Linked DNA regions of Homo sapiens: region 1 is linked to region 2. The links are chromatin loops, found by intact Hi-C in ENCODE. Cell type or tissue: breast epithelium. All regions are shown on one strand.

The links. Hi-C counts contacts between places; a loop is a spot of excess contacts. Peaks named below come from ENCODE experiments on the same cell type or tissue, not always from the same donor. Only the 100,000 strongest peaks of a DNase experiment are listed, where the experiment ranks them.
Region 1: a loop joins it to region 2, with 14 times the contacts of the local background. A loop is called at or near these places in 15 of 110 quality-filtered maps.

What each region holds. Positions count from the first base shown.
Region 1 is chr10:22,216,422-22,218,921 of GRCh38, reverse strand. It overlaps EBLN1 (endogenous Bornavirus like nucleoprotein 1), which reads left to right and starts at 907. Exons shown (of 3, transcript NM_001394757.1): 1 at 907-1,006. In breast epithelium, no CTCF peak of the experiment used is centred here; no DNase peak of the experiment used is centred here.
Region 2 is chr10:21,501,513-21,504,012 of GRCh38, reverse strand. No RefSeq gene overlaps it. Among named protein-coding and RNA genes, the nearest start is that of MIR1915HG, 5.5 kb to the right of the region's middle. In breast epithelium, no CTCF peak of the experiment used is centred here; no DNase peak of the experiment used is centred here.

The DNA of each region.
Region 1 (2,500 bases), 710 kb before region 2:
CCCCAGTGATGGGTCTTCAGTACCTGCCTGCCAGTGGGTGATCTGGCTGTGCCTGCGGTCTCATTTTAAAGCCACTTTCCTAGGATCACTTCCAGCACTAGCTGCTGCAGGTCAGATGCCCGGAGACTCTGAGATTTGCATGTACAGTTTATTGAAGAGTGCTCTCAGAAACAACTCCTTTGAGGAAGCCAGGGAGAAAATAGTACTGAGCAGAGGAAAAAGCCAAACTGAAATGCAGCTGCATCAGTAGCCTCAGCTGGCTCCAGGGGGAGCATTGAGGCTGAAAGAGCATTCAGAGATGTACCAATCCAAGGCACCAGGGCTGGGTCTTTGAATCGCTGCATTGAATTCAGTCATTGGATTGTGGGCTACCCTTGAAGAAGAGACATAAATGTATTGAGGCAACTTCCTTTAACCAAGGTCAATTCCAGAAAATGGATTCAGCTGTGAGCCATCAACAGCCAATAATTACTCCCAGCAACAGCCTTGAACCTGAAGGGGGACTGGGTGAGGGGCCATAGTATCCATGGCACAAGTCTCCTAGGAGTGGTTTCTTTTCTTATTATTTTTCCTTTTATATGTATTATTTCTTCCTGTCTTTTTAGGTCATTGTTGTTGTTTTTTTCTTTTTTGTTACACATTTGCTTTGTATACTTTAATTTTTTAAAAAACAGCAAAGTCATTAAGATTTATATTTAAACGACAGAGATTTTGCTATGCAGTTACATGGTTTGGCTGTGTCCACCTAAATCTCACCTTGAATTGTAATCCCAACTGTTGAGGCAGGGACTGGTAGGAGGTGATTGGATCATGGGGGTGGATTTCCCTCATGCAGTTCTCGTGATGGTGAGTGAGTTCTCACGAGATCTGACGGTTTAAAAGCATCTGGCAGTTCCCCTCGTCCTTGCTCTTTCTCTAGGTCCTGCTGCCCTGTGAGGAAGGTGCTTGCTTCTCCTCCTTCAGCCATGCTTGTAGTTTCCTGAGGCCTTCCCAGCCATGCAGAACTGTGAGTCAATTAAACCTCCTTTCCTTATAAATTACTCAGTCTCGGGTAGTATATTTACAGCAGTGTGAGAACGGACTAATACACCTAGTTACTCCTCTTTACATTATTTTCTAAATAGTCTGTATTTGTTGCTTGCTTTTTGACTTAGAAGTTATTTAGGAGAGACTTAATATTTAACCTTTTTCAAGTGGTTGTTTTTTCCAAAGTTAATTTTACGAATTTATGGTTATATCATGGTGTAGTCAGAGAATGTAGCCAACGTAGTATCTGCTTTTGTCATTTATTACAGTTTTCTGTTTTCCATTAAGTTTTGTTTCCATTTTTCTTGCGTATACCAAGGAAGATAAAAAATAACAATGCAGTTGAATCTGACAAACACATTGGTGTGTAATGAAATGTATGGTGTGCAGGATATACAGAAAAAGCAGAGGATATGTTTTTTCCTCTTTGTCTTTCTTTATATTACCAAAGTTCTTGGCACATAAGAAATGAATATGAGAACAGTATGAAAGTGAAGCAGTTCTCTTTATTCCTTTGTGCCTTCTCATACTGATCAGGGAAAAGAAACCAGGATGATAAGTTTTTGCACTGGTGAAACCCTATCTCTACTAAAAATAGAAAAATTAGCTGGGCGTGGTGGCACGCACCTATAATCTCAGATACTCAGGAGGCTGAGGCAGGAGAATCACTTGAACCCAGGAGGCGAAGGTTGCAGTGAGTCAAGATTGCACCACTGCACTGCAGCCTGAACAACAGAGCGAGACTCCGTCTCAAAACAAAAAAATATATATATACACATACATATATATATAAATAATTTCTGAGTATGTATTTATTGCTTTAAAAATCAAGCAACAGAATTGTTATTGTAATAAGCGTGAGAGGGTTTCCCAGGCAACATTGGATTCTGATTGGCTGAGTCAAGGTAAAATGATGCAGCGCACAAGTTTTGTGTTTTAGACTTGAAGCTCAAGTGTACTTACTTAGTTTTTGATCTCGATAAAATAGTCTTAAGGAAAATCATAAAAAATTTTGATTATGTGGATTTTGGCAAAACAGAGATGGAGTGCACATAGGGCAAGAAGTACTCGTGATTCTTGATTAAACTTCCAGTGTTTTGAAAATCAAGTTAAAATTTCTGAAGATTTATACTCCGTTTAATTGTATTAGCACAATTTATAAATTATTGCAACTTTTCACTAAAATCCTGTCCTTCCTCAGTCTTCATTGTATATGTCTAACCTATATTTTTAGAAGAGTTTTATGTGCCAAACTACCAATGATGAGAATTATATATTTCAAACAAATATTCTAAGTTTTTGAAATAAAACCACAAATAAATTACCTATTGTACATAGAATGTTGCCATCTAGATATTTTTCCAGAAGAGTAGAAAGTATTCTCATTTTGATGCAAGTAGCTTGTTTTCCTTAAAGAGGTTGTTGCCCTGTTTGAGTCTATTGGTGATAATTCAAAGTAGGTTATATATTATCT
Region 2 (2,500 bases):
TTAAGGGCACTCTTCAAATCATCTAACAATTCCCAAAGGGTATTCCAGGAGTCTCTTAAAGTGTCTTTCTAAATTAAAAGGCTCCAAATAATTTAAGTGCATTTTTGAACCAAAAATATCAGAAAATATTTGGGCTTGCAAACTTATGGGTGTGTAACCAGAAGAAAGGGACAAAAGAGAAAACACCCCCGCAGTGGATTACAAGGTTATGGGACAGGTCACTAGGAAAGGGAAATAAAACTGAATGTTAGGTTGGGCTTGTAAATTATGCACCTTTCAGGGAAAGAGGTTTAAGGTCTCTTCACTGAAGGGTTTTTTCCCATCCATTTTGCTATTAATTCTTAACTCTTGGTAGGCAGTTCTTTAATGAGGTTGTTTGTGGCAGGTTAATTTTATCCAATCTACTGAGCTCCTCATTTTCCCTTTTAAGTGCACTGTTGCCTACAGCTTTCAGCATTTTCCATAACAGAAGAAAACAGAATAAACGTGAAGTTGTCTGGCTGGGCTGAGAATTAAAGGCGTTATGTGGACAGATAAACAGAGGACCTGGACAGATGGTAGTGGGAGGATAGAAACTGGGCTGAGTTGAGGGCATGAGGGAGAGAATTCGGTCTTAGGAGAGGGATGACCCTAGGAGTGTAATATATTAAATATTGCAGCGATCGATTTCAATACCCCAAGTGGACACAGGAATAAAAATCCACCAAGAAGCTGAAGTGATTAGGAATGCTTTGTTGTGAGGAATGCTTTTTTGTGTATATTTTTACAAAATAGAAGAGACCTAGATAATCCAAGCGTAGGCCCTGGACTCCCCATTTGGGATATAACCCTAAAGGTTAGGCGTATCTCAATGGTGCTTCTGCTTAGTGAAAAGATGAGCCTTTGTACCAAGGGGGATTAAATATCAACCACAATTATGGGCTGGTCACTCTAGGAGCTTTCCTCCCAAATCAGAGACGAGTACATTTTGCAGAGGCTGCCTCTTTCCCGTGTATTAGTCTTTGTTTCAGCGCTGGGACAAAGCAGTTGCATTGGCACAATTCTTCTTTCACTAAAATCCAGGGGAAAATGCACAATATGGTTTACAGAAGGTTGATTCACAATAGCAGGCCATAAAAACAGCCTTTGGTGCTACATAGGGGAGAATATTTTTGAAATGTCATTCTAGGGACAAAAGTATGAAACTGTAATCCATGCAGGGACAAATACCCACTACCACACATGATTTCATTAGTGATTTCAGAATTGGGTGGGATTTTCTGTTATCTTTTTTTTTGTTTTAACTGAATCCCGCTCTTAGACATTCATGCTATGAACTGTATTCTCTCAGTCCAGGAATCTGTTTAGGGATTTGGGGTAGTCACTGTGGAAGCTGCTTGGAGCAGGGGGATTGTTTTCAGTCACAGCCTAATGGGCAAAGCCTGGGCTCTTCACACTGGGGACACCAAGTCGGCTGCTAGGGACACACTGTTGGATGCCTGCATGCAGCAGCGGCAGCTCCTGCAGCTGCCTCCTCCTTCAGTGTGGCTGCCACAAATCTGAGGAAGACATGCAGCATCATAGAAAGGATTTCTTTAATGAGGATGAGTTCCTCAGAGTGACTGTAGGCTGTAGTTCTCCTCCAGCCTCTCTTTCCCTCTACTCCATCTTTTCCTATCTGTGATATCGTTCCCTATACACTAGCCTGGGGTTGGAGAAAGCAACAACCCCCATCCCCCAACACATACACACACAACCACTACTCTCTCTCTGATAACCCAGAGGCTGATTTCTATTTTACCCTGGTGGTTGAGTGAGGATGGACTGAGTCAGGCTAGAACTGTAGAGTTGGGCAAAAGCAAACATGTCTCTCTCTCTCTTTACACATATCTACACCTCCTCCCTTCTCTGCCATGGTCTTCTACTCTCATCACAATGATGACTTGCTCCCACTTGGAGTTTGGTTGTAAGTACTAGATGTATTTCTCTGTGAGGATCTCCTTACCTGTGAATGGTCCAGACAGGAGGAGGAACCTTAAGCCCATTTCTTGGGAATCTAATGTGGGCTGACCTTGGCTGGATTAAGGCTGAGATTGGTTATGCAACAAAGCACCTGGGTTCTCACAGCTTGAATCTCCCTGGCTTTCTGTGGAGTGATGACTGGCTACAGGGAGGCTATTATGCCTTATAAAGCTATTTATCTCCCCAAAGGTACATGGCCCATTCCTCTCTTCAGGTTGGGGAGAGGGGTAGGTCGGTTCCAGTCAGGTGCAAGAGTAAAATTCACTCAAAAAAGTTACTTCGAGAAAGTATTAATAGTTATTGAAACCAGTTATCCCTCTTTTAGAGTGTGGGAAAGACTGAGTTATGGGGCAATTTGGATAAGAAAGGAGTTGTTCCATTTTGTGCTGATCCCCTTTGGCCATCTTTTATTCTGCATCTCCCCTGCTCCTCTTCCTCCCCACCCCCCATCCTCCTCTTCCCTGCTTCTTCTTCTGCCTTCCCTCCTCCTCCTCTTCTT